Regions from separate parts of the Homo sapiens genome. Here region 2 is linked to region 1. Evidence: chromatin loops called from intact Hi-C (ENCODE). Cell type or tissue: chondrocyte. All regions are shown on one strand. Links, peaks and the distances in the headings refer to the core of each region. The heading gives the core; the rest is flanking DNA. Region 1 has its middle 22 kb from the start of CSNK1A1L. Region 2 overlaps LOC124903159 (a long non-coding RNA gene).

What was found. Peaks named below come from ENCODE experiments on the same cell type or tissue, not always from the same donor. Only the 100,000 strongest peaks of a DNase experiment are listed, where the experiment ranks them.
Region 2: a loop joins it to region 1, with 2.3 times the contacts of the local background. A loop is called at or near these places in 2 of 110 quality-filtered maps.

What each region holds. Positions count from the first base shown.
Region 1 is chr13:37,124,646-37,130,037 of GRCh38, reverse strand. No RefSeq gene overlaps it. Among named protein-coding and RNA genes, the nearest start is that of CSNK1A1L, 22 kb to the right of the region's middle. In chondrocyte, for the core only: no CTCF peak of the experiment used is centred there; no DNase peak of the experiment used is centred there.
Region 2 is chr13:37,444,158-37,449,549 of GRCh38, reverse strand. The region is part of intron 2 of LOC124903159 (a long non-coding RNA gene); the gene reads right to left. Among named protein-coding and RNA genes, the nearest start is that of LINC01048, 38 kb to the left of the region's middle. In chondrocyte, for the core only: no CTCF peak of the experiment used is centred there; a DNase peak (open chromatin) is centred at 2,861.

The sequences.
Region 1 (5,392 bases), core at 147-5,146:
CGATTTTGGACTTGCCAACCCTCTATAATCACATGAGCCAGTTCCTTAAGTAAATCTGCATGTGTGTATATAAATATATCTGCATCTACATATCTAATTCGTTCCATTTTTCTGGAGCAACCTGACAAATGCCAAGATGCCTCAAGATATATCCACACTGTCAGAACAGCAGTCTGTTACGCTGGGAACCCTCTTCCCCTCACAACAGCCAAGGCTTTGCTGTTAAACCAGGGTCATCACCTGTGCTGAATTGTCCTATTGTCAATTTGACATCACTGCCATCCTTTTCAGAGGTCTCCCATGCATTACATAAGAGTAACCAGGAAATACATTTCCAGACTCCAGTTCCTTCTGTGGTTCCAGGTCAGCTAATGAGAAGCATTTGCGTGAGATCTAGAAGGCAGAAGAAAAGGAAAGCTGCAGGAAAACATCCATCAGTGCAGCTTTCTTGCCCTTTGTTCCTGAAGTTCTTCCAGCAGTTATGAAGCCTCTGTTTTCCTGTATCGAAACCCTCCACATGCAGAATGCATACAATGCCTTCCATTTTCTCACAACCAGACCCTAACTGTACATCACTGATAGCCTCTTTGGAGAGGAAGGGGGAAGAAAGCACTTCATTTTTTCCTACGAGATGGCCTCATCTACCCTCATCTATCAGAAAAAGAATAATAATTTTGAACTCCTTGGGGGATTATAATTCTTTACCTCCCAGAAGATCCCATAGCTCCTACAAAAGTGGGATAACTCATTCTCTAGTCTTTAAGTTTCACAGGTCTGTGGCTATTGAGGAGACACCGCATAGCCCTCTACAGAGAGCAAGAATGAGGTGATTCTCCACCAAAATTGTTTCCCGTTACACTTACCCTAGATGAGTGGGTTCCAATTTGTCTTGTTGAGACACAAAAACAGACCTTCCCGAAACAAAGAAGATAAAGTAATGGTTTCACTTTACAAATAAAATTGCTGACAAGATTAGAATAACAGTTTATCTCTTTTAAATGTCTGTGCCAGGTACAGTGGCTCACGCCTATAATCCCAGCACTTTGGGAGGCCGCAGTGGGAGGATGGCTTGAGCCCAAGAGTAGCCATTGTCCCAGCTACTCAGTGGGCTGAGGCAGGAGGATCACTTGAGCCCAGGAGGTCGAAGCTACAGTGAGCATGATTGTGCCTCTGCACCCCAGTCTGGGTGACAGAGTGAGACCCTGTAATAAATAAATAAATAAATAACTCTGTGTGCCTTGTGTCTGTTTTCTTTAATTTCATCTCACAGGCAACCTACTGCAACATGATAAACCCTAAAACTCACCCTATTATAATAGGATAAACTTTAAACTGTTAACCTGACTACAAGGTCCTGGTTCTGGTTCATCTGGCCTCAACATAACATCTCAGACACTCCATGCACTCTGAGTCCAGGCCTCATTCACCTTTGGGAGATTTCTTAAATTCACCTAGTTCCTTTAGGTCTTAGGACCTTTGCACATTCCATTCCCTCTGCCTGACAAAGATCCCGTGAGCTCTGCCCTTACGTTCAAACCCTTTGTCTCAGTAATTTCTACTCACTCTCCAAGTCTCCTTTTAAATGTCACTTCCACAGGTGGGTTAGTTCATCCTGGTATACATACTTATATTATATTGTACTTCCCCTCTGTAGGACATATTATGGTAATAATTCACTCATTTTAAAAGTATTTCTTCTCTCCTAGACTCTAGCGTCCTGGTGTTGTATTTTCACTACTGTATCCTTGGTACCTCCCATGGTGTTTAGCAAATAGACCTTCAATACGTATTGAATAAAAGGAAGGAAAGGAGGAAGCAAAGAATGTAACATGATGGTTAAAATTAAATTCACCATAGGTTGGTAATATTCCAGGCAGCACTATGGGAAAAGGAATCCATGGGTGACTAATAAAAAAAGACCTCCACAGAAGGCTAGAGAAGTATTCTGCCTGGCAGGAAATTAATACAGTGCTGAGTTGCTAAAAGAAACTTAGTGTTTTGGAGATTGTAATGATGAGAGAAATGAGCTTAGGTTATTCACTTCATCTGCAATTTTGTGCAGTTGAGTAAGTTTTAAGTAAGGCTGGCTGACATTGGTGGGCTGGTGGAAGCCACACCACCTCCGTTTTGGGGAACATTTGGCTGCTCCTATTTCCCGACTGAACTCCATTGACTATGTCAGCAAACAATGGCTCCAGACTTTCCTGGTTCTTGGCAACTTAAAATAGTCTGAATCATAGGACTGGAAACAGAACAGATGTGTACTATTCTCCCTCTGTTTACACAAGTACAACTTGCCCATGAAAAGGAAAGAAGTGAATACATTATGTCGCCTACTCTGAATATAATGAGAGTAGCTCACCATTTGAATCAGGCAATTTGTCCTGCAAGATCTACTGAATTTCTATTATTACCCTCACCTTCCTCATGCTACCTTCATAACCGTCTCCCCCAAAAAAGTCAACATGAAAACTTTCCCCAACGATATGATTATGATGATGATGATAATGATGATGATGATGATGGTGTGTGTGTGTGTGTGTGTGTGTGTGTGTGTGTGTGTGTATTACAGGAAGGGAAGTTGATGTTGATGCCTTTTCATTAATTCAGCTCACAAGCAGAAGGAACTTGGCACCACCAGCAAACTCAGATAAGTTAAGCCAGGGCAAAGAGAAAGGTCAGGTCAAGAGGAAATTTGAGATACACAGTGGGGCTACATCTCTTTAGAACTAGATGCAGGACTTTTGCCAATGCTACATAACTGCTTATTGTCTGGAAGAATGCCAAAATGTGACGGCAAGAAACTTCCATAAATAAGAAAATAAAAGAGTCTTTGTATGGGGGATGGATGCACTGAGAAGGAAAAGCAAACAATCTCATGGCTTTAAATGATAGGAAAGACAACTGAGTAGAAAAGAGAAGTACAGCTTTAAAATTAAGGATACTGAAGAAAAAACTAACATACAAGGAGAAAAGGTGCTGTAAGACATATAAATACTGGATAGCGAAGTACAAAGTATTTCTCAGTTGTCTGAGGGAACGAAAAAAGCAAACATACACAAACATATATACAAATACACATTTATTGAGGAAAATAAGGGAAAGTTCACACGACTAGGGACTTATGAGAATTCATGGCCGTCAGACTACACTTCAGTTTTTAGAGTTGATGTTCTCACATTACTCTTGCCTTCCTTTCTTCATGTGTTGTTCAGGGCAACCTCTGAGCCTCGATCACTCTCTTTCCCAAATCTGCGTAAACTTTCATGATATTTTCCATACAGTAAACCACTTTCCTTTCATCATAATAATAGCCAACATCTATTTTTTAATGTATTAGTTCCCTACATCCCCCTCAAACTATGGTAAGTCATCCTTCAGAAAGATCGAAACAAAAAACAAAAAAACTAAAATGTCTTAACATCTCTATTTCATCCATGCTACCTATATCTCATATGGAAATTTTGTCCAGAAGTTCCACTTAAAGAAACTATTCTGCTACATTTTGTTTGTCAAAGCATGAAGTCTAGCCTTGTACATAATTCACTTTGTTATTGTCTTTTATGCAATATAATGCAGATTGCTTGATTATGCAAATTAATTGTTTCTTTCCAAATTTTCATCCATTGTAATAAACCACATTTCAGTTTCAGTCAGTGAACTAACAAGAATAAATAGTGGAAATGGAATTGCATATTTTTTCTTTTAAAGACCATGGCTTTTCCCATTTGTTGGTCACAGGTAATTTTGTAAACAGAAAAGGAAACATATTGCTCTCAGTCTCTACTGCAACTTTATTCTGTCTCTAAAAACAAGAGCCTGCGAGGTATTCTTCAAAGAATGTATCACTATATATGAAATCTAAACAAGAAACAGAGTCAACACTGAAGTGCTGGATGAAAGGGGAACTTCGAATGTGCTGAAAATTTCTATTTCTGAGGAGGTAGCCAAAATATATTCATGTCTGTGCAAAATTATATGTGTGTATGTATATATACATACATAGTAATGCATTGCAGCACCTCTTTTTTTTTTTTTTTTGAGGTGGAGTTTCACTCTTGTCACCCAGACTGAAGTGCAATGGCGCAATCTTGGCTCACTGCAACCTCCGCCTCCTGGGTTCAAGTGATTTTCCTGCCTCAGCCTCCCAAGTAGCTGGGATTACAGGGCACACCACCACGCCTGGCTAATTTTTGTATTTTTAGTAGAGACGGGGCTTCACCATGTTGGTCAGGCTGGTCTCAAACTCCTTGACCTCAGGTGATCCACCCATCTCGGCCTCCCAAAATGCTGAATTACAGGCAGGGGCCACCGTGCCCAGACTAGCACTTCTTAATAATAAAGAATTGAAAGCAACTTAAACATCTTTCAATAAGAGATTGGTTTAATAAATAATGGTGTATTCATACCATGAAATAACATATAGCCACAACAAAAAATAGGGAAGCTTTTTATACACAGATATAAAATTATCTTTAATATATATTGTTAAGTGAAATAACAGCAAGGCACAAAGAAGTGTGTATAGTCTATTATTTGTGTAAAATGAAAGATATGTACTATCCTGTGTGTGTGTGTTTCTGCTATAATTCCTTAAAAACCTACCTTCTGCAAAGGTTTCTGGGGTGGTTTGTTATAGAGCGTAATTTTAGCATAGTTACTGATCTACTATGTATGTATCATGATTTATTCTACCAGCACCCTACTGAAGGCCATTTGAGTTGACTCCACTCTTTCCCACTACCCTGACATGTCATATTTTTATTAGTATATCCTGAGGATAAATTCATCAAAGTGGGATTACTGATTGAAAGACAGAAATACATATGTAGTTTTGCTAAGTAATATCAAGTTCCCCTCCATAGCTGTTTGCCATTTTGTATTCCCCATGCCTCGCCAACAAAATATTGTAAACTTTTGGAATTTCACCAATCTGATAATTGAAAATGGCATCTCAGTATAATATTAGTATACATTTATCTTATTATGAGCAATGCATCTTTTAATATATTTTAAAGATATTTTGCAATGTTTTTCTGTAAACTTCTCACATCTTTTGCCCATTTTCTACTAGGTTTTTCATCACTTTCTTCTTTTTATTATTAGATTTATTAGTCCTTTTTCCCTGAAATGGGTAACATTTTTTTTTTCTCAGTTGTCATTTTACCATCACCCAGGCTGGAGTGCAGTGGCATGATCATGCCTCACTGCAGCCTCGATTTCCCAGGCTCAGGTGATTCTCCCACCTCAGCCTCCCAAGTAGCTGGGAATATAGGCACATGCCACCACGCCTAGCTAATCTTTGTATTTTTAGTACAGATGGGGTTTCACCATGTTGCTCAGGCTAGTCTCAAACTCCTGGGCTCAAGCAATCCACCCGCCTCAGCCTCCC
Region 2 (5,392 bases), core at 79-5,078, 320 kb before region 1:
CAAGGGGGATGGTCTAGATCAGTGACTCTTAAATTTTTCTACCTACAGAGAAAAATAAATACTTACTCTCAGGGGGTGATGCAGTATAACTCCAAACGGCCTGTCATCAGTGGAAATTTGATTCAATTTTATGTTCTGTTTTAAATATAGACACTTTAAAATTTTCATAATGTTTATCTCAATATAAACATAATTCTCCATGAAGAACTGATGTTCCAGGAAGATGGGCAATGGCTGTGTTTCTTCTGGAGCTTCCTCTAGCCCCTGGCCCATCACTCTTGCCTTGGGGGCATTGAGAAACATGGGGGCCCATCACTCTTGCCTTGGGGGCATTGAGAAACATGGGGGCCCATCACTCTTGCCTTGGGGGCATTGAGAAACATGGGGGCCCATCACTCTTGCCTTGGGGGCATTGAGAAACATGGGGGCCCATCACTCTTGCCTTGGGGGCATTGAGAAACATGGGGGCCCATCACTCTTGCCTTGGGGGCATTGAGAAATATGGGGGCCCATCACTCTTGCCTTGGGGTCATTGAGAAACATGGGGTCACATCTGCTGCTAAAGAAATGCCCACCATTAAAAGTCTGTTAACTCGCTTTTCTGAACACTTGACCTTAAAGATGCCCTACAACCTATCTACATGTAAGAGTGATATCATTGAGCTTTCCTATAATTCAAATTAATAAAACACTACCAAATAATTATTTCTTGAGAATTCAAATGGGTCCTTTTTTTCCCCTTTTTCTACTTCTCCCCATCACCACCATTCTGCTCCCTTGCCGTTTTTTTTTTTTTTGTCCCATTTTGGACAAAAATTATAAATTAAAATTATGATATGAATTTGAAGATTGCTACTCATCTAGCATAAATAAGCAGCCCTGCCTCTCCTTATCCAACATACTAATATATGTATTGTTTTCTTAAATGCAAATGCCTTAGGCTTTTACGAGTTAACAGACTGTTTCACCCACTTCATTCCCACCAAAGGAAGCTAAACAAACAAGGGAGGGTGGATGAGGACAAAACAAGTTTTTACTTCCAGGAGAGCTTTATTTGAAAGCATCCAGCTCTGAGGATGCAGTATGAGTCCTGCCAAGCTCCAGGCAAAGCACCCTCCAAAAACTTGAGGACATTCTGCTAACGTGGGGAGTAATTGTGGAAACAACATGTTACAGAGACATTGAAAACTAATCCTGGATTTTCCAGTGTAATGTACATTTGCTGGAACATTCAACTCTTCCCAGGCAGAAGTAAGAATGTTTATAGCTTTCAGCCTCACTGTTTGTAAATGGAAAGCTGAGCTCAGAGTTCATAATCACTGATTAGGCTGCTGTTTTTTATCCAACCTTAGCAGAGGAAAAAATAGTGGGTTCTCATACTGAACCATAAACACATGTTATGTTAAGTGTAATAAATTCCCTAACATTGTACTCTTTTTGAAGGGAAGAATGAGGGATATAATAGAACATTTTCAGCTAAAAGCTAAAAGAGACTGTCTAGTTGGCATATCAAGTTAGAAATGAAAAGAAATCCATTTAAGTACTGCAGCATATGTATTTCATGGGCTAGCATCATAGAATACTGAAGCTAGAAGAGCTGCAGAAGTACCTAATCCAATTCTTTCTTTACAAAAGACAAAACTGAAAACCAATGAAGCAAAATGATTTAAAGTCACATAGATAGTTAGTGTCAACATAGATAGTAGGCTCAATTCTCCTGATTTCTAATGCAGCATACACTGATGGTAACTACTGATCAGTGCCACATATCATACAGGTCATGTCACAGCATTCTGAAACATGTAAGTTCTTTTTCTCACTGTCTGGACCACTTTAGACCTAGGTATGTAGCCATTACCATCATGTGGGACTTTGTTTATGGGAACGGCCTTGCCCCACCTCCTCATGCACGAGAATGAATGCCTTTGGCTAAGTAAGAAAGCTCAGAAAATATCTGTAAGTAGGTCTGATTTTGATGAGTCAAGAAGAAAACTATTGATTATAAGCTAGGAATAAAAACAGTGGGTCAAAATATAATAACCACATTTTCTAGTTTCTTTATATTTGATGCTTTGACATCTTGGAGACTTGCAGACTCTGGAAAGACTGACCCTAGTTAATTCTTAGAGATAGTAAAAGACTAGCTTATGAGTGCACCTTTCATATACCAAGTAACCAATCCAGAGCCCACATCTCAACCACCTTCTTTATTAGTCCTTTACACTGAGGACCACTACCCGCCTGCCCTACTCACCCCAGACCCAGATACCAGACAACTAGGGACAGCCCCTAGATCCCATAGCGTGCTGAAATTACTCGAACTCATCAATACCAAACCTGTTTGCCCTTCCTTGCCAGTCACTTCCTGTGGAAACCATAATAAAGACTTTTGTCCACATTTTCCCCTCACTCCCTCTGCCTCCTGATGCCAGCGCTTCCCCAGGGTGGCCAGGTGTGGCATGGTGTACCCCTTCCTCCTGGAACTGTGAGTAACAAACTACCTTTTCAATGGCAACCATCTCCTAATCTGGTCACCTGCATAATAATAACAAAACCTACATTTTGCAAAACAGAGGTCAAAAGCCAAGAAAACTAAAGGTGCCAAAATCAGAGATGGGTTTGAAGCAAGCAAGAGGAAATAAGAGATAAGTCACAAGTAGGGATAATGTGGCAAAAGTCTGGCTCAGAAGGAACTCATGCAAACCCAGAATACTGATGGGAGTATGCCTTTGGTGCCCTGCTGCTGATATGGGAGGGTTGCCTTAAAGTGTTAAAGTGGCACATCAACAAGTTCCTCCTGAACACATCCTTAATAAGTGGCATGTGAGCACTAGAACATTCCTAGACACAGACTCACTGTGCAGCATTCCCATGACCGGCGCCCTAGTTCTGGTCCATAGCAGAATGCTGAAACAGCTTCTTAGTCATCTCTCTGCTTTTTTTCCCCACCCGTATTTAATTCATCTATTTCAACCCTTCTAAGTCACAGCTTGAATGTTCATAAGAATCTTCCATAGTTCCTCATATCTTCCTCATTTAAATTGAATCCTCGCCGTTACATTCAGAACTTTCCAAATGGTGTCTCCAGCCTGTCCTCCAGTCCTGACTTCCACAGTTCTACATTCCCTACGATCTGGCAAAATTAAAGTATCCACTGTCCTTAGCACATTTTTCCCATGCACTGAACCACTTCATTACTAGTAGCACCATAAAATATATTTTACAGTATTGATTTTGGACATAAACATATCTGGGTTTGAATTCTTGGCCACAAACTGGTGTGATCTTGGAACTCTAAGTCCTTTTTTTGCTCATGATAAATAGATTTCATAATATATATGTTACAGGATGATTAAAGAGGTTAAATGAGATAATACACGTAAAGATCTCAGCACAATTTTGGTGTGAATTAACACTAGTTAACAGCAGCTATTTTATCGTTGCTCACCTTAAGTGTATTAGAGTTTTCAAAGTATGTCAGAAACATAATGACATTTGCTACTCATGAAGTTCTAACATGTATTATAACTGTTGCCATTTTTCAGATGAAAAACCTCAGACTCAAGAGAAGGGACTTGCTCCAGGTCGTATAATTAGGTAAGAATTACAAAAGTTTTTTTTTTTTTGAGACAGAGTTTCGCTCTTCTTGCCCAGGCTGGAGTGCAATGGCGTGCTCTCGGCTCATGGCAACCTCAGCCTCGCAGGTTGGTTCTAGCAATTCTCCTGCTTCAGCCTCCCAAGTAGCTGGGATTACAGGTATGCACCACCACGCCCGGCTAAATTTGTATTTTTAGTACAGACGGGGGTTTCACCATGTTGGCTAGGCTGGTCACGAACTCTTAACCTCAGGTGATCCACCCGCCTCGGTCTCCCAAAGTGCTGGGATTACAGGTATGAGCCACTGTGCCCTGCCTAAAAAAGTTCTTGACTGCTTCTTACTTTCATTCTTTTCTTCTCTACAGTGCAGATGACATAATGCCTTATAAAGTAATTTAATGAAAGGAATGGAAGTAGTCATGTTTTATTCTCACAGTACCTAAGAATTAAGAAGAAATTTTTAAAAACTTGGTTTACTGATTATTTGTATGTGCCTAACACTGTTAAGAGTTTTATATAAATTTTTATTATTTAAATATAACAACACATCTGCAAGTTATATATTATTACATATATTTTCAGGTGAGAAAATGAAAACTTATGGAGATTAACTTGTTCATATCACACAGGTGGCAACTGACAACACTGTACTCATCTAAGACAAAAGCCAACATACTTAAACACTAGATTAAGTTTTGATTCAAAATAGGCATGTAATTAATTTCTATTGAATCAAATTTTAAATGACATATGGAAAATAAACCTGCCTTGCACTGTGGTAGAGGGAAAAATAATGAGATTTTCTGGAAAACCAATTTGTTTGTGTATATGTGTATGTGTCTCTGTGTGTGTGTGTGTAAAACTGATAGATAGATAGATAGATAGATAGATGGATGGATGTTGTGCCCAAGCATATAAGCATGTTTTAATAAGCACTCTTTCTTTTAACAATAATAGAAATCCAATTTAAGCCAAGCACATGGATATTTGGAGGGTGGGAGGGAAGACAACCTTACCAGCCTCATTTGCCACTAGCTGTAACCCTGTGGAAAATTCTGATCAATGGAGTGTTAGGAGAGAAGATGTAAATGACTTATAAGATACACCTTAAGGGAAAGTGCTAGCCACTTTTTCTCCCTTTCTTCTACCCTGCTTAGATCATGAATGTGATGAATGGAGGTAAAATGTAGATTAGGTGAATAAAAATTGCTCCTTAAGGGTGGCATTGTGGACATCTCAAAGTAGCCTGAGTCCCAGGCAACTGTTGTGCCCCGAACATTCTAGATCCTAACTTTACATGAGAAAAAAAGTGTCTATCTATTTAAACCACTGTTATTTTGGTCCTTTATTACATACAGCTCAACAAATTATAACAATTCTTATATCTTAATTATTTACTAATGCATAAACCAAAGCTAAGAACAGAAAGAAGGAAACAATTGAAATATTTTTTGAGGGACTTATGGGTTAAGTGTCTAGCCATAGACTTATGAAATTTCAGAGTTGAGAGGGACATGAACGGTAATCTAATCTATTCACAGAGGCAACCCTCAAATCTACTGTCCCAAATTACAAAATCCAGTCATGGGGTTATGCTAAATTAGATGTATCTAAAATAAAGTGTTAATTTTCATAGTTGTCAGAGCCACATCTATGTATTCAAGTATTCATCACTTGAGTCGAAAATTTACAGGGCCCTGATACTTGCCTAAAATGTACTGGGTCTATATGAAGTGATACAGGAAGGACAAACAGCTGAAGTCATTGCAGGAGTTCAATGGGAGATATTAATCAA